3 separate regions of the Homo sapiens genome follow, and regions 1 and 2 are each linked to region 3. A link is a contact called in ENCODE Hi-C data. All regions are on one chromosome and are shown on one strand. The core of a region is the stretch at or near the end of the contact, and the rest is flanking DNA. Distances in the headings are between cores, read along the strand shown.

Evidence for each region. Hi-C counts contacts between places; a loop is a spot of excess contacts on that map. Pooled maps may share reads with other maps.
Region 1: a loop to region 3 is called in a map with no recorded cell type, with 7 times the contacts of the local background. The contact joins two enhancer-like sites. A Hi-C loop is called at or near these places in 3 of 37 single-sample maps with no recorded cell type and 3 of 50 pooled maps.
Region 2: a pooled map shows a loop between it and region 3 (7-fold over the local background). The contact joins two enhancer-like sites. A Hi-C loop is called at or near these places in 9 of 37 single-sample maps with no recorded cell type and 4 of 50 pooled maps.

The regions. Positions count from the first base shown.
Region 1 is chr3:6,677,796-6,681,696 of GRCh38, reverse strand. The region is part of intron 2 of GRM7-AS3 (GRM7 antisense RNA 3); the gene reads left to right. All of the region lies in intron 1 of LOC105376944 (a long non-coding RNA gene), which reads right to left. Among named protein-coding and RNA genes, the nearest start is that of GRM7-AS3, 130 kb to the left of the region's middle. Within about 2 kb of position 1,941, at least 2 of the 41 ENCODE cell types and tissues checked have a DNase peak (open chromatin) inside an H3K27ac peak, as active enhancers do.
Region 2 is chr3:6,716,246-6,720,362 of GRCh38, reverse strand. The region is part of intron 2 of GRM7-AS3 (GRM7 antisense RNA 3); the gene reads left to right. LOC105376944 (a long non-coding RNA gene) reads right to left here. Exons shown (of 8, transcript NR_188695.1): 4 at 2,696-2,794; 5 at 92-276. Among named protein-coding and RNA genes, the nearest start is that of GRM7-AS3, 87 kb to the left of the region's middle. Within about 2 kb of position 1,743, at least 2 of the 41 ENCODE cell types and tissues checked have a DNase peak (open chromatin) inside an H3K27ac peak, as active enhancers do.
Region 3 is chr3:6,248,600-6,252,687 of GRCh38, reverse strand. No RefSeq gene overlaps it. Among named protein-coding and RNA genes, the nearest start is that of GRM7-AS3, 550 kb to the left of the region's middle. Within about 2 kb of position 2,772, at least 2 of the 41 ENCODE cell types and tissues checked have a DNase peak (open chromatin) inside an H3K27ac peak, as active enhancers do.

The sequences.
Region 1 (3,901 bases), core at 692-3,191, 430 kb before region 3:
CTAAATCTTATCGGTGTTTTCGTTTGAATGTATGCTTTTATCAAAGGATAGTTTTGTTTTTAAATCTATAAGTCTCAACTTATACTTGATTTGTAAATACCATATTTTTTTAAATCAGTAGATCATACTTCCCCCACTCCTTTTTCTCGCCGTCTTTTTCCTCTGGATGTATTTTGCTGGAAACATACACTGAATTCTAAACCCTTTCTACTCCTAGTGTCCAAAGTATGGCTGGGCATGGGCGGCTTTGGTATCTATCAGGGGTTTATTAGAAATGCAGACCCTCAAGCTCCACCCTTCGTCTGCTGAACCAGACTTTGCATTTTAACAAGAATCCCAGGGGATTCCTTTTGCACCTTAGGTGTGAGGAGCACTGATCTAATGCAATTTAATTGTCAGGTTTGAATCATCATTTGTTACATAACCCAGTGGCAGAGAGAAGAATAAATACTGAAAACAGGCCGGGCATGGTGGCTCACGCCTGTAATCCCAGCACTTTGGGAGGCCGAGGCGGGCGGATCACGAGGTCAGGAGATCGAGACCATCCTGGCTAACACGGTGAAACCCCGTCTCTACTAAAAATACAAAAATTAGCCGGGCGTGGTGGCGGGCGCCTGTAGTCCCAGCTACTCGGGAGGCTGAGGCAGGAGAATGGCGGGAACCCGGGAGGCGGAGCTTGCAGTGAGCCGAGATCGCGCCACCGCCCTCCAGCCTGGGCAACAGAGCGAGACTCCATCTCAAAAAAAAAAAAAAAAAAAAAAAAAGAAAAGAAAAGAAAAAAAGAATAAAGACCAAAAACAAAGCACACAAATGCTCAAAGCTGGGATGGGGGTTGGGGAAGTCTCTGGTGGTCTAGTCTAGATTCCTCGTCTTAAATCGGGAGGAATAATAATAATATGGCCAAGGTTATTTTCTTACTGAGCCAGGAGCAGAACTTAATCTGCTGAGTTGAGTCATGGGTATTTTTCAACAACACCATTGTGGCAAAAATTTACTTTGCTACTGAACTTTTCCATTTTCTCTCTCTGGCCACAGAAAAGTTAATCACAGGCTCTCTGGGTCACCTTTGGTGACTTGGTCTGTGACTCTCATGCTCCTGCGTGCATGCCCTTATTTATAGTAGAAAACAACTATAAACTGCTCAGTGGAGACCAAGGCCATCTAGGCTGCGCTGGTGGTGGCTTGGCTAATTCACTACCCTTTGCCTCTGGCTCCTCAATTATGGAGTAGAATATGTTTCATCTTTCCAGAGACCTTTGACAGTCTTAGCTGAAAAGCCTCTGAGAAGTGAAGAGCATTACTGTGCCCTGCAAGTGAAAACTCCACCATTCTGCAAACTATCTCTGTATCTGGAAATGAAACTGAAATTCACAGCTGTCATTGGTCTAAGTCATATATTACCCAGCAGTTTATTTCCACAGGCACAGCCAAATTTGCTTTGCAGTTTATGAGCTCTACGCACTTGGTTCTCTGTGGAAATAACAGTATATGTGAGAAAGAACAATAGATTTGGGGTTAAGAGTTCTGCCTTTGAGTCCCAGTTCATCCACTTACTGCTTGTGTGCCTATAGGCTGCTATTCCAACTCTCTGGGCTTCTGTTTCCTCCTTTTAAATAGCCTTAATGCTGCTTATGTCAAGATATTCTCCTCCAGTGTTTGCTATTGACACTGTATTTTTCATCTGCCTCAGTGTAGAAGTTATCTTTTCACTTTCCCAGTGTTCATAATTTTTTCCCTTTTCTAAGACCACTAATTTTTCATTTTGCTGTCCATGTGGCCCCAAGGAATGCGACTCTACTCTCAGCTCTTCCAGAAGAGTATGTGACCATGCTGAAGCCAATGAGCACACTCAGTGCCCTCTGGTCTCAAAAACTGGGTTCAGTTGACATGTGAACCAATGCACTAGCCCAATCGGATGGTCCCAGGACTGGCCAGTCAATGCTGCATCCAAGAGTTTCACTTCCTCTTCACTTTGCAAGGAACAAGATACATGAAACTGTTATGACCATTTGCTTCCACAAGAGACACCAACTTGAGGACAAAACTGACACACTGAGGTGGCAGAGCTGAAAGAACCGGCGCCTGGGAGCCACAATTAACTTCTGGATCAAACCACACCTAAAAGCAACTTTATCTCTGTAATTTTCAGTTATCTGAACCAGTTCTCTTCATTGCTTAAACAAGTTTGAGTGTGTCTATTTATACACCAGGAAACCTAATCATGTGGGCTAATATAAACATTGTGGTCACGACCATGTTTTCTAAGCAGCCAACTTTTCACACATTTTAAAAAATATTATTTATAATTTGCTCCATTCCAAAAACCTTAGCATGGGATGTTGTTTAGACAACCAATGCTAAAGGTTCTTTGAATACTGAGGTTAAATGTATATATGTGTGTGTGTTTGTGCATTTAGTAAACTGCGAAGTACAAATCTAAAATATCATTGTTTCACAAAGCAGTGAGTCTTAAGGAAACGCACTGATCTTAGTTTTACTTTATTTGAGGTAAATAAACTAAAGGAATCTGTAGGTCTTATTCCTCAAATAGTGAGAACACACATATATGAAATTTCATAGAGTTCATGGACAAACCTCAGAAGTCATTTATTATGTCTTCAGGACTGATCTTTTAGAATTGATTCTCAATGTATAGTTTATGGGCACATAACAAAGATTTTTAAAACCACACATTGTCCTAAGCACCAATGCACTCTAAGAATTCCTCTATTGAATATATCTTATTAGAAACTCCCATCTCTAAGCTCTATGAGAATTCAGTCAAAGCTCCATTACAATTAAAGCCACAATTAGAGATGTTCAGCTGAAGTCGATGGTCCCATGCTTTTCTTGTGACCTGCCTTCACATTTCTCCTTAAATTATTTCATAATAAGGTGGGGAAATGTTTGATGGCTGTCTAAAACACAGATTGAAGTGGAAACAACCACAATAATTGAATTCAAGATTTTATTCATGGAGTCATTTTATATCCTTTTGAAAGCAACTCAAGAGATTCCTATAGCTCCTTCTTCCAATCAAACCTCATAAAGGAGAGGGGAGAGGGCAGCAGACAAATATGGGAAGAGGTTACAGGTTTAGTGTGGGTAACAAAGTTATTTCCATCCTTCCCCCAACTCATCCACTACAAACCTTATGCCACAAAAAAGTCTTCAGCACAGAAAAGCAACAGTGAATTTATGATGCAAGCTTGGGCCAACAGCTGAAATTATGGAGTCAGGAAAACCATGATTTGAATTCCAATTTTCCCACCTTCTTTCTATTTAACATGGGGAATTTTCTTAATTGATTTCTAACTGCTACCCCTGCTTTTGCTATTTCCTTTCTCTTTAAAGCCTTTTCTCAACATCCTTCTCATTGCCTGTGCCTCTCCAGCTATGCCAAAATGTGCTAGCATGTTCTTCCCTAATGGACTGCCTGTAACAGTCATCCTCAGACAGTTACAGGGCTCACTCCCTCACCTTCAGGCATTTGCTTCTATCTCACAGTTTCGTGGAGGGAAGCCCTGACCACCATGTTTAATACTGCAACTCCCTCATGTTGCTCTAAATTTTCTTTTCCTTAGTCCATATTATCTTGAACAGCCTATATGATATTAATATATACGTAAACATTGTGTTTATTACACCATTCTTTGCCAGATTATAAACTCTGGAAAGGTAGGAGAAGGTGGAATTGATCTGATTCTCCAGTGTTGTCCCACCACCTAGAAGAGTGTCTGGCATAGTAGGAACTCAATGCGTGTTTGATTTACATAATTCAATATATTAATCTCTGTGAATTTTATTAAATCTGGAAATTGGACAATATAACATATTCTCACAAAGTTTTTCACACATTAAAATATTTTTATTTGCCTACTATGTTGACCAAATAGTTGGT
Region 2 (4,117 bases), core at 494-2,993, 470 kb before region 3:
TTAGCTAAAGCCCATGCTTGATTCAGATGTTTTTAGTTTTTATCTAATGTCCTTTTTCTGTTCTAGGATCTCATCCCACATACCACATTACCTTTAATTATTATGTTTCCTTAAGTTCCTCTTGGCTGTGACAGTTTTTCATACTTCTTTGTTTTTGATGACCTTGACAGTTTTGAGGAGTACTGCTCAGGTACTATGTAAAATCTCCCTCAGTTGGGATTTGCCTGATGTCTTTTCTCATGATTAGATTGAGGTTACAGGTTTTTAGGAGGAAGACTGCAGAGAAAAAGTGCCATTCTTATCACCTCACATCAGGAATAAATGACATTTACATGACATTATTGTTGATGTTGACCTTGATCACCTACTTAGCTGAGGTGGTGTTTGTCAGATTTCTTCACTGTAAGGTACCCTTTCTTCTTTTTTATACTGCACTCTCTAGAAGAAAGTTATTATATGCAACTCACAATTAAGGGAAGGGGAGTGATATTCCAACTCCTTGAGGGGGAAATATTTACGTAAATTATTCGGAATTACTGTAATTGGGAGACTTGTCTATTCTCCCCACTTATTTATGTACATATTCAATCATCGGTTTATATCCACGTGGGCTCAAAATATTTACTTATACCTTGGATTATACTCCAATATTAAGCTATTTATTTTGCTGCTCAAATTGTTTCAGCTTTGACCATTGAGAGCTGTTTTAGTTGGCTTCTGTGTCCCCTTTATATGCTTCCATCATTTTGTCTTTTAAACACCAGCCAGGCACATCTTGCGTATTCCCTGCCCCAGCCTTAGAAGCAGCCATTTCTCCAAGAAGCCCAGGTTCCTTTTATTGGAGAATGGAACTGGAAACCAGTATCTGGGCACTTAGTGTGCTCACTGCTTCTGGGGTGTTATTGGTGCTTCTAAGACTTGTCAGTAGACAGAACTAGAAAATATATGTTGTATGTTTATTGCAGCACTATTTACGATAGAAAAGATTTGGAACCAACCCAAATGCCCATCAATGACAGACTAGATAAAAAAAAAAGTGGCACATACACACCATGGAATACTATGCAGCCATAATAAAGAATGAGTACATGTCCTTTGCAGGGACATGGATGAAGCTGGAAGCTGTCATTTTCAGCAAACTAACACAGGAACAGACAGACAAATGCTGCATATTCTCACTCATAAGTGGGAGTTGAACAATGAGAACACATGGACACAGGGAGGGGCACAACACACACTGGGGCCTATCAGGGGGTGGGGGGCAAGGGGAAGGAGAGCATTAGGACAAATACCTAATGCATGCGGGGCTTAAAACCTAGATGATGGGTTAATGGGTGCAGCAAACCACCATGACACATGTATACCTATGTAACAAACCTGCACATTCTGCACATGTATCCCAGAACTTAAAGTAAAATTAAAAAAATTAAAAATAAAAAAGTTTTAAAAAAGAAAATATACGTTGGCACTATTAACCTGTGAACACATACATATCTACATTAAAAGTAACCTGAATTCATACTGATGTCTCCTACTTGAATCCATTACTACGTGGACCATTGTACTTTTTTCCCCTTGCCCATCTATAACCTCCCACTTCAACAGTGAGAAATCTGGCACTGTTCAGCATCTATTTAAATACTTGTTCAACCCTATATACATGTAGAGTGGTTTCAGAATTGTTAGATTGTGCTTTTGTAGGAAGTAACTTTACCAATTAAAGTGCAGTGCTTATGCACACTTCCTATTGCCTTCAGTCTCAGCCTACTCAATTCCAAAAAAACTTAGATCAGCACCTTGTTTCTCTGCCTCCTTCAGTGCGGTTATGCATACTTTTGTAATACAGTTAGATTCCTTAGTCACCGTCTACATTCCATCTTGGAACCCTCTGACCTCCTGAATTGATTTTTTAAATTTACATATATTAAAGTTCAGCATTTGAGCTGTAAACTTACGTGGGTTTTGACAAGTGTTTAGTATCAAGTATACACCACTAAAATATAGCAGGGGGGCTTTCTGGAAGCTTACCATGAGATTCTAGTGTTCATCTAGCATTAGGAACCACTAGACTTTTCTGCCAAGTTCAGGTTCAGTTGTGTCCAACTTTAGTTTTTGTGTGAGCAGGATCGAGAAGACTGGTGTGTCTCTTACTGAGTAAACTGGCTAAGTTAGTTAACCTTTTTGTCCAGGTAATGTGTCCTCACATGGAGCCTCACAATACCTGCCTCAAGAGTTGTTAGAGGAATTAAATTGATCAGTAAAGATAAAGCACAGTTTAAGTGATGAAAAGCAGTAGGTATTTAGTTAATGTTAGCCATTATTTTATTTGATGTCCTCATAGTTTTTTAACATGACTCACAAAGAAAAAATTCAAAAAGCAAAGGCAAGAAAGCAGAGAGAAACAGAGAGAGAGAGAGAGAGAGATCTTTTCCTTTTGCTTTCTAACTTTCATGCATTCTAGATTAGACATTTACTAGGTTGCTTCCCCATAGAATCATTTGCGGTTATATAACAGTCCTAATGTCCAGTCTGCCCTCAGAATCACTAAATTAGAATTTCTGATGGTGGTGGTGGGGTAGAGAAAATAGCTTCAGTAGTTTTTTAAAAGATCCCCAGGTGATTTCAATGATGTCTTAGTTTGGGCTGCTAAAACAAATATATCACAAACTGGGTGGCTTTAACATTTATTTCTCACCGTTACGGAGGCTGGGAAGTCTAAGATCAAGTTGCTGGCAGAGCTGGTGGCTGGTGAGGGGAAATTCTTGGTTTGTTTTCTTGTTCTGTCTTCACCTGTCTGAGAGGAGAGAAAGAGGAAGTGAGCTCTCTCATATCTCTTTTTATGAGGGCACTAATCCCACTCATGAGGGCTTTACTCATGACCCAATCTCCTCCCAAAGGACTCACATTCAAATACCATCATAGTGGGGATTAGACATCAACATATGAATTTGAGGAGGACATAAACTTCCATTCTATAGCAAATGTGCAGCCAAGTTTGAGAACTACTAAACAGAGTAGACAAGTTTCACCTTTACTACAATTTCTCCAGATTCTCTGACTCACGGCTTTGAAAAAGACTCCAGAATATGATGAGAAAGAGCAGCTTGGCTGAATGTGTACATGAAGGTTAGAAAAAGAGTTTCATAGCTGTGATGAGTAATTTTCGTTGTGTTTCCAAATCCAATTCTTAGCACTGTATTTCATTTGATTAGCTCAACACAGTCAAGGTGAGGGCAACTTAAGTGTATTTGTCTCCCTCGGGTCTTCCTGATCAAATCTCTGGCTCTCTCTCTCTTTCTTCATTGTTTCCTGTTCCAGATAGTGGCTTTCCCCATTCTTGATGACATGTGTTTATGCCTTAATGATTATAGGTATAGCATTTCATTTGCACCTGGTCATTTCACCTTGTTTCATGGTGAGCAGGTATATAAAAACCTACCCCCGAAGGCTGAGAGGGAGCTGAGAGACCAAAGAAAGAAGCTGACAAATAGTTTCTCAGAAAGAAAATATTCAAGAGGGGCTTACAAATGAAAGGAATGTCTTGGGTGGACTGGAGATGGTAGATCTCAGCTCCAGCCTTCCAGAAAATTTTCATTTCTGTAGAAGTTTTTAGCATAAAACATACAAAGCTGGTCACATCTCATGCTTTCTTGTTACTGAGGAAGTTAGATAAGCATCTTTCTGAGGGGTGATTTATGCTGTAGGCACTGTTTTAAGACCCTGCTGCAGAATAGCTTGATATGCAGGATTCAAATGTCTGTCATCATCATGGTTTCTTTTCAAGACAGTGTCACTCTTGTCATGCCACAGGCTGCTTTCCTGCACACCTGCCTGGGGATGATATGAATATATTTTTTCCGTCTGCCTTTCTTCCCTCCCTTTCTTCCTTTCTTCTCCTCAGCATTTCCCAAACTATGTTCAAATAATTTAGTTTAATGTGAGATGTTAAAAGACATATTGAAAAAGAGGGCTGCCATAATCAAATACCTTTTAGAAAATACCATATCCTCTGTCCAACATCTGCAGCACATATTAGCATGTTAAAGACAAGGTGATGTTTGTCAATGACTTAAGTTGATTTACATTAAATTGTCCATACACATTTTTTGAGGAATAC
Region 3 (4,088 bases), core at 1,523-4,022:
TTGGAAACATCTTACTTCCTGTCTTTCCAAGTACCTGTCTTTTGACTCATCTGTGAGTATCTATTTTGCAGGATTGCTCCTGTTACCAATTTTTTTATTAGTCGGGGCCCAATCAAGACACAGACAGCACTGCAGTTATTTTAACGGAAATAACTTAAGGATGCATTTGTTTGCTGGGTAACTAAAAAGGCAAAAAGAGAGCATTAAAATATTGTGAAGGCTGCAACTATAGGAAATGGCTATGACCCGTAGAGCTGAGGAAACAACAACAAAAAAAAGAGGTTGGAAATTTTAAAAATTAGTAGCTTGGAGCAGAGGTCTGAAATTGGAGCTGCAACTTAGACTTCTCAGGGGACAACATCATTCAGCTTGTGCTGGTTCTCTGAGCTCAGAGAGGATGAGCCCATGGGGTTGTGACCCAGATCCCTGAGGATGGAACACTGACTAATGCTGATATCTCTGAGAGAGGCACAATAAGGCTGAGTCTGCAAGAATTAAAAAGAATGTGAGCTAGATTCCTGAGCTGCCATAGGAATGAACTTATTTGCCACTGCTGGGTGGAGAAGCAAGGCTGGGGCAATGCTGATAAAGAGCGTGTTAGGAGCAGGGAGCAGACATGAATCCTGCTGGAAGGCAACAAGGAGCAGAAAAGAAGGAGAATGTCCTTTCTTCTCTTCCAGCCTTGAGTCTTCCTCTAGAACCCCCAATAGTCATGGCCTAATAGGGAGCCAGATGGAAAGGCAGAAAAGTAGTTTTCAGACTTCAAGCCCAGGCATCATCAAGTAGAGGATAGAAGCATGAATTTGGAGCTGAGAGACCATAGCTTAATACGTGCACACCCTCCTTGACATTTTCATTTTCCACTTGATTGAGAAGACCTTAAAGGCAGCAACACTTCTTATTCACTTCTACTTCCTATGTGTCTAGTGTGGTGTCAAACTGAAAGGGGCATTCAATTTTTTCTTTCATTTAAAATAAATATTAAAGTGTATATGTGAGAAAGAGACAGAGACAGGCTGGCAGAGACAAGAGAGAGTATGTACTATGTGCTGGACATTTTCTTTCAGTTGACTGAACAGTGAAGAAAACAAATGCCCTGCTTCGATGGAGTTTATATGCTCAATAAGTGTTGAATTAATAAATACCTGATACTGCCAATTTCTCCTCTTCTCTAAAATGTTTCCCTACAAGCCACATTGCCTTGCCTTCTTCTACCTCTTGATGGTGCCTCTGGGGATCCTTGGTGGCTCCTCTTTCTACCTCCAGTCCTAGACATAAATATTTCTCAAGTTTCACTTGCCATGCCTCTGCTCTTTCCTTTCTCTGCTCTCACCCTCTGAGATCTCATCAATTCTTACAGATTAGACTGTCATGCGTATTGTCCCAATTCAAATGCTTCATCAATTGCCTGCTGGAAATGTCAATTAGGACATCCACCCGTAACTTTGAACTCAGCATATCTAATGAAAGCTCATCTCCTCTCCCCTTGAGACCACTCATAAATAGTGAAGGTAAATTTCTGGCTTTAAGAATTTCACAGAAAGAATTTCAGTTTATATGTATGTATATAAACACATATGTGTGTATATATGTGTGAATAGATGTATATGTGTGTGCGTATACATGTGTGTGTGTTCATATACGATGGATGAACAAAATATATTTTCTACTATGAGCTGTGGCCAAAAATATTTGAAAGCCAATGGAGTATATGAGCTCCAAATTCCAAGAACTTAAAAACATGATATGTTAACATACCTTAAACTCACAAGAATTCAATTATTATAGCAAAATTTATAGCCATTCTACCATGTATTCTGCTGTGCTAAGTGCTGGGATCACTGGTGATGTGCTTGTTTACTGTTTTTTTTCCTGATGAGAAGGCACCTTTTCCCAGGGTTGGGCGGCACCCTTTCCCAGGTGCCTTCTCATCAGGAAAAGAAACAGTAAACCAGCAAATAGGGCAAAATAACTTGACAGATATTATATATTTATATATGATTTAGATGTTTCTGCTGTGGCCCAATATATGTGTTTCTGGAAAATCTTTTGTTGTACAAAATTGAACATGAAAACAGCAGGGCTTATATGACTAGTAAAAATCAGAGTAGATCAACACAATATTTTAATCAAAGCAATAACAAAAACAACAATTTATATGCCACCTGATAGCTTGGATATCCTAGACAAGCTACTTTGGCAAATTATAAAAGTTCACATAAAAGAACAGCCTTGGAGAGCTGGCTTGCAGGTACTGAATAAAAGCAGCAGATAGAAATGGAGCTCTGAATCAGCAGGGTTGTTGTTAAGGTGAACAGAGGAGGAAGTGAAACCTGTCTTTAGCAGAGAGTCACACAGGCTAGGGTTCATACCTCTGTGAGGAAGGAGACTGAGCACACACATTTATTTTTATTTTATATTTATTATTTATTATTTTATAATTTGTATTATAATTTGTATTTTATTTGTAGTTGACACATAATAATTGTCCATATTTACATGATATACAGTGATATTCCAATGCATGTATACAATGTGTAGTGATCAAATCTGGGTAATTAGCATATCCATCATTTATCATTTCTTTGTTTTGTGGACATTTAAAATCTTTCCACTATCTTTTTTGGAAATATAAACCAAAATATTATTTTTAAATGTCCCTTTCTTCCCTAAAGCTCTTCAGCCCTAAAGTAGAACTAAAATATCTCTGTGCAGCAAGTCGAGCGTGGAGCATTTCCTTTTTTCTCGGTAAAGTTTTAAACTCTGCTGTAGTTATTGTGTCTCTCCTTGCCTAGAAAAAAATCACAAATGAACAAACACTCTTTCCCCACCAGAATATCACTATGACTCCCCTGTCCATATGTCTACCTTGTTTTGCCTCAAGTCTGTGGTGCTGGCATAGTTATTAATAGCACCCCTTTCATTCTCAAAAGTATCTGAGTTTGCACCACAGATTAAATGGCCATCCTAATTATTTTGATATTTAACAATCTATTGTAGCAGGGAAGACTGAAAATTCTGGATAATAGGTTGTGATCAATGCAGTGATAATATTAAGCATGTGTTGATAGGACTAACAAGAAAGACGCATGTAAAACGTTTTAGCACTAGCTTCATGGAGAAGACGTTTAAACTGAACCATAAGAGGGAACCGCCAGAGAAGTTGTTGCCAATGGAAAAGGAAACAGAGGAAATTGCCTGTGCAAAGTCTCTGTGGTGAGAAACAGTCTGGCAGGTTAGAAGAACTGAAAGGCAGCCAGTGTAACTGGATGTGGAGGGAAGGGAGCCAAGGATGGTGGCTTGAACTTAGGTCATCTCAAGGTGGACAGTGGGTGCCATGAGGAGGTTTGGAAATACAAATGGCAGAACTTATCAACAGATTAAAAGAGTCATAAGGGAGAGAAAGGAGACAGGATGACTCCCGAGTTTTTAGAATAAACTCAAGAGATAAGGATTCGATTTCTAGCTCTCTTTCTTAATTCTTAGATATTTTTAGTGAGATCACTTCCCTCTGGGACTCAGTTATCACATCTACGAACAGAAGACGAGCCATATGATATCCAAGCATTCTACCAAGTTTGGCATTTTACTATTATAATTGCATTTCTCTAAGCACTTGGTTCATGTGCATATTGGGGCATGTTCCTTCATGCGCATTCGTCCCTTTAAAGGAGTAAATAAAACATTTATCTCAACAAGTAAACTTATCCTTCTGCACATTTTCTCAGTGTAATTCCTCCAGGTTTCTCTCTGTTGTAATGCATTTCTTCTCCTTCCCCTTTAATTCTAAATCTACTCCTTTTAGCCTTTCAAACTTGGCTGGGCTTTCCATAGATGGGAATGAAGATTGGCATAGATAGTCCAGAATCAATTGGCTTTTACCACCCACCTTAAAAAAATAACACAGAAAACATTAGCAAGCAAACTGGAACCCTGACGGAAGGTCACCTCCCACTGCATTCTACTGCTGATGAATCTCCCTGGAGTAATTTGATTAAACACATTCAATTTACTTTGCAGAGACAGGCTCTGCTTCTATTGGCACTCACAGACTCTGGGGGGAGTTTTCAACATTTAAAGAAATGTGT